Regions from separate parts of the Mus musculus genome. Here region 2 is linked to region 1. A link is a loop called in an ENCODE intact Hi-C map of the cell type or tissue named here. Cell type or tissue: left cerebral cortex. All regions are shown on one strand. Each heading gives the region's core, and the rest is flanking DNA. Links, peaks and the distances in the headings are about the cores only.

Evidence for each region. Hi-C counts contacts between places; a loop is a spot of excess contacts. Peaks named below come from ENCODE experiments on the same cell type or tissue, not always from the same donor. Only the 100,000 strongest peaks of a DNase experiment are listed, where the experiment ranks them.
Region 2: it touches region 1 in a loop (5-fold over the local background); 6 of 42 quality-filtered maps call a loop at or near these places.

What each region holds. Positions count from the first base shown.
Region 1 is chr7:140,606,362-140,611,748 of GRCm38, reverse strand. It overlaps Olfr46 (olfactory receptor 46), which reads right to left. Exons shown (of 3, transcript NM_146934.2): 3 at 625-1,661. The coding sequence starts at 1,581. The coding sequence ends at 625. Among named protein-coding and RNA genes, the nearest start is that of Olfr46, 7.7 kb to the right of the region's middle. In left cerebral cortex, for the core only: no CTCF peak of the experiment used is centred there; no DNase peak of the experiment used is centred there.
Region 2 is chr7:140,534,024-140,539,410 of GRCm38, reverse strand. It overlaps the pseudogene Olfr537-ps1. Among named protein-coding and RNA genes, the nearest start is that of Olfr536, 29 kb to the right of the region's middle. In left cerebral cortex, for the core only: no CTCF peak of the experiment used is centred there; a DNase peak (open chromatin) is centred at 2,262.

The DNA.
Region 1 (5,387 bases), core at 299-5,298:
GCTTCCCCCAAACTCTTTGTTGGAAATAATTAATCTTTCCTGTGCTTTTGATTATTTTCATTGTCATAAATTAGCTGGAATCACATGTGTGAGTTAAGTGTTGAATAATAAACTTCATCTCTGTTCAATTGATTGCATGCCCCTTCAAACCAGTTTCACTGGCTTTGATGTCCACAGCACAGCTGGGAGCTGTGAAATTACAAGCCTGAGTCACTCTATTCTTTATTCTTTCCAAGATATTGAGGCCACATTGGCCCCTCAGGTTTACTTATGAAATTTAGATTCATTAACCAAGGCTCTGTGGTATTTATAGGGTGGCATTGGATGAAAGGCTATTATTTGACTATCACCAATGTCATCCACTGAATATCTTTCAGCCTAGGAACATGGAATCCCTATTTAATTAAACTTTACTTTTGAAATGATTTGTTCTTGTCAGGAGATGAAGCTGGTGTTTTTATTTACACTGACTCAAAAAAGTTATGGTGAGGAGAATTGTCCAGTCTTCTCATCAGACAGAGGTTTTCTAAAGCAACAATAGGGACACCCGGACTCCATGAGGCTTCCCTTAGAAGAGCATTTTAGGAACCATATAAGCCTGAAGAATAGCCTACATATCTCTGCTTAATTTGAGAAAGAGGGGAAGAGTCTTCTCAGGGCAAGCTTGACATCCTTGTTCCTCAGTGTATAGATGAGGGGGTTGAGGGTTGGGCTGAGGACTGAGTACAAAACCGAGGTAAATTTGCTTCTTTCTGGGCTGTAGCTGGAACCAGGACTGATATAGGCACAGAACACAGATGAGTAGTACACAGAGACCACGATGAGGTGGGATGAGCAGGTAGAAAAGGCCTTCCTCTTGCCCTCAGCAGAACGCATGCGCAGGATGCTGGCAATGATGCAGCCATAGGATAGCAAGGTAAGTAAAAAATTGATGCCTCCATAAAAGGCATCTGCCACAAGAGTCATAACGCTATTTATATATGTAGGACTACAGGAGAGCAGGAGGAGTGGGGGAATCTCACAGAAGAAGTGGGTGATGACCTTGGGGCCACAGAATGACAGCCGTGTCATCAGACCAGTGTTGATAGATGCATTTAGTGCGCAGATGGACCATACACCCACGGCAAAGGTCCCACAGAGCTGTGGACTCATCCTAGAGCTGTAATGCAGGGGCAAACAGATGGCCACATAGCGGTCATAGGCCATGACTGTGAGCAGCAGCAGCTCAGAGGATCCAGACCACACAAGAAAGAAGAGCTGAGTCATGCACCCTTTGAAGGAGATGGTGTTTTCCTCAGACAGTAGACCAACCAGCGCCTTGGGCAGTACAGAGGAGGTGCAGATAATATCCATGGTCGCTAAGTTGCACAGGAAAAAGTACATGGGACTGTGGAGCCCAGTGCTTGAGGTGATCAAAGCAATGATCACCATGTTGCCCATTAAAGCCACTGTGTACAGGGACAGGAAACAGCCCATCAGGAACAGTCTTAGACTTGGGTGCTCTGAGAACCCTTGCAGCACAAACTCTGTCACTACTGTCTGGTTGGGACTGACCATTGTTGAGTGGAGTATCCAGTTCATAGAGGTATGGATTGGCTTCTGAGAAAATATACTTTATTATGCTAAAGTCTGATTTTGAAACATGTTGATCTCACAATTTTCTGTTGTTAGAAATGGAAAGAGTAAATGTATTTACATCTGCGAAGGCTCTCATCCCCTATTTTCTTACCATACCTGTTGTTATTTTGTTTACACTCGAATTTTCAACTAGGAATCTCTCCCTGTAGGTTTGGATCAACAAAGATATCTGCTCCTCTCCCATCCTTTTGTACATGTGAAATGAGTTAGCATTCCTAGCTCAGTACCTGCCTGTGCTTTTCTTCTACATCACCTGAAAGCACTATGCTCTCTGACAGTGCTGGAAACAGTAGCCCTTCCTCCCACAGCTGGTATTCTCCATGCAATGGCAACTTTGAAGGAACAACACACTGAGATGACTCTTGCACAGTCCTTCATATCTGGCCTATTGACTCTAAGTCACTTTTTTTTCTCTAATATTCAGAAAAGTATTTCTCTTCTACCCACGGAAACTTGATAATTACTGTGCCTTTGGCTATGGAGACATGTATCTCCTGTTTCATCTTACTGTGACATGTGACTTCTCCTGAGGATGAAACTGTCCTGACTTAACTCAACCAGCTTACCCCAGAGAGCATATCTCAAAAACCCCAGCCTAAAGAGAGATTGTATTTCTGTTTCTTTTCTGTCTCAAGAAACCACAGTGATATCAAAGTCAACACACCCAGAAGTGAAATAATTGCCACAGTCTACAGATGTTCCTGTGTGCTTTCACTGGCATGTACAGAAACTTGTCACCACCTCCCCGGTGCTTTGAGATGTTTATTTTATAGAGCTCAGCTTGATCCTTTGAGCCATCTTTTACCTTTACCCTATGCCCATGAAAGATCCTCAGTAGCTTCCTGTTCTATATGACATATATTCTTCCACATCCTCTTACCCTTCTCGTCCAACTTACCCTCTAAGCTTACAAGTATGGTTTTCCCAGGATTGTAACGTATTCCCAATTTCTTTAAGTTTTTCATAGTTTCTGGCTTCTTTTCCTTTCCAACATTTTCAGTTTTCTCCTTTATCACTCAAGAAGTATAGAGTGTGCACTTTTAGATCATTAGCTTTTGGGAACTAGTACAAATTCCCTGTCTTTCTCCAGTCCTTCAGCAAACCAAATTCTATTGCTTGATACAGAAGTCTCATCTGACATCAACCATTCGCTTTTTCTAAGGGTTTCCTGAGTCCCTATGTAAACATACTCTACCCCATATGTAAACATTTTTGTGGCAATTATTTGCAGTGTCAATTTTCTGGAAATAGTCTTTGCTTTGCAGCTCTTTCAGTGCCCAAGATAAAAGGATATGTTCCTTCATGACTGAGCACATCCATGGCATATTAGCCAGTATAGTGTGCTCCACTTACTGAATCCAGTGGTGCTCAGCACTTCCACACTTTGTCCTACACCCATCTCCTAACACTGCATTTTCTTTGGTCACATTTTATCTCCTGTGTTGTTTCTGTAATGTGCCTCACAACCTGTTTTCTCCTAATCCTGATCATACATGTTGAATTTTAAACATTATTTCTACCTCCATTCAAACTGGAGGTATTCAAATGAAGTATTTGCTGTCTTCAACCATAAGGGAAGTTTGGCTCTGGCCATATGTTCTATTGCACTAGAGAGCACCAATATACAGTTTGATAGTTCAAGTTGATCTACAGAAAAAAGAATTCAGATGTAAATTTCTTATATTGTCCTGGCATATTTTGAATCTGTCTAGCTAATTCAAGCAAACCTGGATTTTGGACTATACTCCTGATAGTACTGATAGTCTATGAGTGATAATCAGCACCTTCCCAGGAGAGTACTGATTAAGATCACCTCAGGCTGAGGTAAAGAAAAATATTAAAGAATAATTGAAATCCATTAAAATATTTTACTTTTGATTGATTTTTGTTACCAATAACACATATAACCAGATGAGAAATAACAGACTTATAAATGACACCTCTAAAAAAATGACAGAGAAATATAATACATCATGTGACTGAGGAGCCAGACTTATCTCTGTATACTTATGGACACATAACTTACTACAAAGGAGGTAACAAAGTACACACTAGAGAAAAGAAAAACAAAAAGTTTTTGACTAATGATCATGGTCAAACCTGTTGATTACGCATAGAAGAATTATATGATCACTTGCTTTGTTAGAGGTACATGAAGATAGTTTATATTACTTGTGGCTATTGTAAAAACTGGCAGGAGGGTCTCTGTGAGGTGGGGCCAGGGGGAGTGTTCGAAAGAAAGAAAGAAAGAAAGAAAGAAAGAAAGAAAGAAAGAAAGAAAAAAGAAAGAAAGAAAGAAAGAAAGAATGAACTATTTACCTAATTCATTTCTTGGTTTGTTTATCTTTTATATAATGGAAGGCTGCTAATTTTTTTTTGAGTTAATTTTGTATCCAGCCACTTTATTGAAGGAGTTTATCAGCTGTAGGAGTTCTCGTTGACTACTTCCTTTCCAATTTGTATCCTTCTTGATCTCTTTTAGTTGTTTTAGTTGCTCTTAGCTAGTACTTCAAGTATTGTATTTGAATAGATGGGGAGAGAGTGGCCAGACTTGCCTTGTTCCTGATTTTTATTGGAATTGTTTTAAGTTTCTCTCCATTTAATTTAACGTTGTCTAATGACTTGCTGTATACAGCTTTTATTATGTATAGGTATGTGCCTTGTATCCCTGATCTCTCTAAGTCTCATAACATGAATGGGTCTTAGATTTTTGTCAAAAGGCCCTTTCAACATCTAATGAGATGATCATGTGTGTTTTTTCTTTCAATTTGTTTATATGTAGAATTATGTTGATGATATTCATATATTAAACCATCCCTGAATCTCTGGGATGAAGCCTACTTGATCATGCTGGATCATGTTTTTGATGTGTTTCTGAGTTAGGGTTTGGAGCACTCTGTTATTTTTAGAGACAGGAGCCTAGCATAACTGTCCTCCAAGAGGCTCTACCCAGAAAATGACTAAAACAGATGTAGATACTCACACCCAAACACTGGATAGAGGTTGTGGGACTCTTATGGAAGAGTTGGAGGAATGATTGAATGCCCTGAAGGGGATGGGAACTCTGTAGGAAGCTCAAAAGAGTCAACTAACCTGACACTTGGGGGCTCTCAGAGACTGAGGCACCAACCCAAGAGCATACACAGGCTGGACCTAGGCCCCTCGCACATATGTAGCAGATGTGCAGCTTGGTCTTCATGTGGGTTCTCCCAACAATTGAAGTGGGGCTGTCCCTAAAGCTGTTACTTTTCTGTGGAATATGCTCCCCTAACTGGGCTGCCTTGTCTGGTCTCAGTGGGAGAGCATGCACCTAGTCCTGCAGAGACTTTATGTGCTAGGGTAGGGGGAAACTCAAGGTGGGCCTCCACTCTCACAGAGGAGAAGGGGAGAAGCGAGAGGGGAGGAACTCTCTGATGGGAGACTGGGGGGAGGCAGCAATTGGGATATAAAGTAAATAAATAAATTAATTAATTAAAAAACAAACCAACAAAAGAATTACACTAAATACTTATCATTAATCTTCATAAAAATAGACTTCAAGTGGATCAAGACCTCAATCTAAGACCCAACAATATGAAAACGACAAAGGAGAAAACTCATTCTCACTGGAAAGGTCTTTCTGAACAAAATCATGGTTCTGTAGGCATTGAGATTAATAATTGACAAACAGGCTCATTTGTAACGGCAGTGCTTCTGTACAGCAAAGAGTACCATCATTTGAGTTAAGAGCTATCCTACAGAATGGCAAA
Region 2 (5,387 bases), core at 327-5,326, 72 kb after region 1:
TTGACATCCTTGTTCCTCAGTGTATAGATGAGGGGATTGAGGGTTGGACTGAGGACTGAGTACAAAACCGAGGTAAATTTGCTTCTCTCTGGGCTGTAACTTGAGGCAGGACTGACATAGGCACAGAACACAGATGAGTAGTACACAGAGACCACGATGAGGTGGGATGAGCAGGTAGAAAAGGCCTTCCTCTTGCCCTCAGCAGAACGCATGTGCAGGATGCTGGCAATGATGCAGCCATAGGATAGCAAGGTAAGTAAAAAATTGATGCCTCCATAAAAGGCATCTGCCACAAGAGTCATAACGCTATTTACATATGTAGAACTACAGGAGAGCAGGAGGAGTGGGGGAATCTCACAGAAGAAGTGGGTGATGACCTTGGGGCCACAGAATGACAGCTGTGTCATCAGACCAGTGTGTACAGATGCATTCACAGCACAGATGGACCATACAGCCACGACCAGAGCTGCACACAGCTGTGGGCTCATTCTAGAGCTGTAGTGGAGGGGACAGCAGATGGCCACATAGCGGTCATAGGCCATAACTGTGAGCAGCAGCAGCTCAGAGGATCCAGACCACAGAAGAAAGAAGAGCTGGGCCATGCATCCTTTGAAGGAGATGGTATTTTCTTCATACAGTAGACCAACCAGCGCCTTGGGCAGCACAGAGGAGGTACAGATAATATCATGGTCGCTAAGTTGCATAGGAAAAAGTACATGGGACTGTGGAGCCCAGTGCTGGAGGTGATCAAAGCAATGATCACCATGTTGCCCATTAAAGCCACTGTGTACAGGGACAGGAAACAACCTATCAGGAACAGTCTTAGACTCGGGTGCTCTGAGAACCCTTGCAGCACAAACTCTGTCACTACTGTCTGGTTGGGACTGACCATTGTTGTGTGGAGTATCCAGTTCATAGAGGTGTGGATTGGCTTCTGAGAAAATATTATATTTTATTATACTAAAGTCTTATTTTGAAACGTGATCATCTCACAATTTTCTGCTGTCAGAAGGGAAAAGAGTAAATGAATTTGCATCTGCGAAGCCTCTCATCCCCTATTTTCTTACCATACCTGTTGGTATTTTGTTTACAGTTGAATTTTCAACTAGGAATCTCTCCCTGTAGGTTTGGATCAACAAAAATATCTGTTCCTCTCCCATCCTTTTGTACATGTGAAATGAGTTTAGTATTCCTAGCTCAGTACCTGCCTGTGCTTTTCTTCTACATCACCTGAAAGCACTGTGCTCTCCTGACAGTGCTGGAAACAGTAGCCCTTCCTCCCACAGCTGGTATTCTCCATGCAATGGCAACTTTGAAGGAACAACACACTGAGATGACTCTTGCACTGTCCTTCATACTTGACCCATTGACGCTAAGTCACTTTTTTCTGTAATATTTGGAAAAGTATTTCTCTTCTACCCACTAAGACTTGATAATTATTGTGTCTTTGGCTAAGGAGACTTGTATCTTCTGTTTCAACTTACTGTGATATGTGACTTCTCCTGTGGATGAAACTATCCTGACTCAACTCAACCCACTTACCCCAGAGAGCATTTCTCAAAAACCCCAGCCTAAAGAGAGATTGTATTTCTGTTTCTTTTCTGTCTCAACAAACCACAGTGATATCAAAGTCAACACACCCAGAAGTGAAATAATTGCTACAGTCTACAGATGTTCCTGTGTGCTTTCACTGGCATGCACAGAAACTTGTCACCACCTCCCCAGTGCTCTGAGATGTTGATTTTATAGAGCTGAGCTCGGTCTTCTGAGCCATCTTTTACCTTTACCCTATGCCCATGAAAGATCCTCAGTAGCTTCCTGTTCTATATGACAAATATATTCTTCCACATCCTCTTACCCCTCTCATCCAACTTACCCTCTAAGCTTGCAAGTATGGCTTTCTCATGATTGTAACGTATTTCCAATTTCTTTAAGTTTTTCATAATTTCTGGCTTCTTTTCCTTTTCAACATTTCCAGTTTTCTCCTTTATCAATTAAGAAGTATGGAGTGTGCACTTTTTAGATCATTAGCTTTTGGACGCTAGTACAAATTCTCTGTCTCTCTACAGTCCTTCCGCAAACCACATTCTATTGCTTGATTCAGAAGTCTCATCTGACATCACCCATTCACTTTTTCTAAGGGTTTCCTGAGTCCCTATGTAAACATACTCTACCCCATATGTAAACATTTTTGTGGCAATTATTTGCAGTGCCAATTTTCTGGAAACAGTCTTTGCTTTGCAGCTCTTTCAGTGCCCAAGATGAAAGGATATTTTCCTTCATGACTGAGCAAATCCATGGCATCTCAGCCAGTGTAGTGTGCTCCACTTACTGAATCCAGTGGTGCTCAGCACTTTCACACTTTGTCCTACACCCATCTCCTGACACTGCATATTCTTTGGTCACATTTTATCTCCTGTATCGTTTCTGTAATGTGCCTCACAACCTATTTTCCCCTTATCCTGATCATACATGTTGAATTTTAAACATTATTTCTACCTCCATTCAAAGTGGAGTTATTCAAATGAAGTATTTGCTGTCTTCAACCGTAAGGGCAGTGTTGGCTCTGACCATATGTTCTATTGCACTAGAGAGCACCAATATACAGTTTGATAGTTCAAGTAGATCTACAGCAAAAAGAATTCAGATGTAAATTTCTTATATTGTCCTGGCATATTTTGAATCTGTCTAGCTAATCCAAGCAAACCTGGATTTTGGACTATAGTACTGATAGTCTATGAGTGATACTCAGCACCTTCCCAGGAGAGTACTGATTAAGATCACCTCAGGCTGAGGTAAAGAAAAATATTAAAAAGTAATTGAAATCCATTAAACATTTTTACTTTTGATTGATTTTTGTTACCAATAGCCCATATAACAAGATGAGAAATAACAGACTTATAAATGACACCTCTAAAAAGAAATGACAGAGAAATGTAATACATCATGTGACTGAGGAGCCAGACTTATCTCTATATACTTATTGATACATAACTTACTACAAAGGAGTAAAAAAGTACACACTAGAGAAAAGAAAAAAATCTTTTTGACTAATGATCATGGTCAAACCTGTTGATTACACATCGAAGAATTATACAATCACTTGCCTTGTTAGAGTTACATGAGGCTATTTTATACTACTTGTGGCTATTGTAAAAACTGGCAGGAGGGTCTCTGTGAGGTGGGACTGGGGGGAGTGTTTAGTAGAAAGAAAGAAAGAGAGAAAGAAAGAAAGAGAGAGAGAGAGAGAGAGAGAGAGAAAGAAAGAAAGAAAGAAAGAAAGAAAGAAAGAAAGAAAGAAAGATAGGAAGAAAGTAAGAAAGAAAGAAAGATTTCCCTAATATATTTCTTGGTCTGTTTATCCTTTATATAATGGAAGGCTACTAATTTTTTTTTGAGTTAATTTTGTATCCAGCCACTTTACTGAAGGAGTTTATCAGCTGTATGAGTTCTCTTTGACTTCTTCCTTTCCAATTTGTATCCTTCTTGATCTCTTTTAGTTGTTTTAGTTGCTCTTAGCTAGTACTTCAAGCATTGTATTGAGTAGATGGGGAGAGAGTGGGCAGACTTGCCTTGTTCCTGATTTTAGTGGAATTGTTTTAAGTTTCTCTCCATTTAATTTAATGTTGGCCACTGGCTTGCTGTATACTGCTTTTATTATGTATAGGTATGTGCCTTGTATCCCTGTTCTCTCTAAGTCTTGTAACCTAAATAGGTGTTAGAATTTTTGTCAAAAGGCCTTTTCAACATCTAATGAGATGATCATGTGTGTTTTTTCTTTCAATTTGTTTATATGTAGAATTATGTTGATGATATTCATATATTAAACCATCCCTGAATGTCTGGGATGAAGCCTACTTGATCATGCTGGATCATGTTTTTGATGTGTTTCTGGGTTAGGTTTGCGAGCACTCTGTTATTCTTACAGACAGGAGCCTAGCATAACTGTCCTCCAAGAGGCTCTATCCAGAAGATGACTAAAACAGATGTAGATACTCACACCCAAACACTGGACAGAGGCTGGGGGATTCTTATGGAAGAGTTGGAAGAAAGATTGAAGGCCCTGAAGGGGATGGGAACTCTACAGGAAGCTCAACAGAGTCAACTGACCTGACATTTGGGGGCTCTCAGAGACTGAGGCACCAACCAAAGAGCATACACAGGCTGGACCTAGGCCCCTCGCACATATGTAGCAGATGTGCAGCTTGGTCTTCATGTGGGTTCTCCCAACAATTGAAGTGGGGCTGTCCCTAAAGCTGTTACTTGTCTGTGGAATATGCTCCCCTAACTGGGATGCCTTGTCTGGTCTCAGTGGGAGAGCATGCACCTAGTCCTGCAGAGACTTTATGTGCTAGGGTAGGGGGAATCTCAAGGTGGGCCTCCACTCTCACAGAGGAGAAGGGGAGGAGCTAGGGGGAAGGAACTCTCTGAGAGGAGACTGGGAGGGAGGCAACAATTTGGATATAAAGAAAATAAAAAAGTAAATTAATTAAAAAACAAACCAACAAAAGAATTACACTAAATACTTAGCATTAACCTTTATAAAACTAGACTTCAAGTGGATCAAGACCTCAACCTAAGACCCAACAATATGAAAATGATAAAGGAGAAAACTTGTCACTGGAAAGGTCTTTCTGAACAGAACCATGGTTCTGTAGGCATTGAGATTAATAATTGACAAACAGGCTCACTTGTACCTGAAATGCTTCTGTACAGCAAAGAGTACCATCATTTGAGTTAAGAGCTATCCTACAGAATGGCAAAGTCTTTATCATTTAGACATTTGACAGAGTGTTAATATATAGAATATACAAATAATTAAGAGCTTTAAACAAGAAAATAAACAACCCAACTGACCTGGGGACCGGAACTAAACAGAGAATTTTCAAAAGATGTAACACAAATAATAGCATGGCTGTCCTCTGAGAGGTCCAACAAGCAGCTGACTGAGACAGACACAGATACTTATACCCAACCACTGGACTGAAGTCGGGTCCCTTGAGGTTGACCGATAGACACATAGACAGCAGAAGGCTGCCTGGTCTGGCATCAGTGGGAGAAGACACACCTAACCCTTGAGAGATTTGAGGCCTCAAGGAGTGGGGAGGCCTAGCAGGGTGTGGACATCCTCTTGGAGAAAGGGGGTAGGAAGAATGAGATGAAGAACTGTGGGAGAGCAGACTGGGAGGTGGGCAATGGCTGGACTATAAAAAAATAAAAGTAATAAAAAATGTTCAACATGCTAAGTCATCAGAGAAATGCAATTTAAAACTTTTTTTGGAGAATAAATGTTACTCCAGTCAGAATGAACAAGGGGAAAAAAAGACAGGCAATGCTAGCAAATATGTAGGGAAAGGAGAATACTTATTCAGTACTAGTGGGAGTGT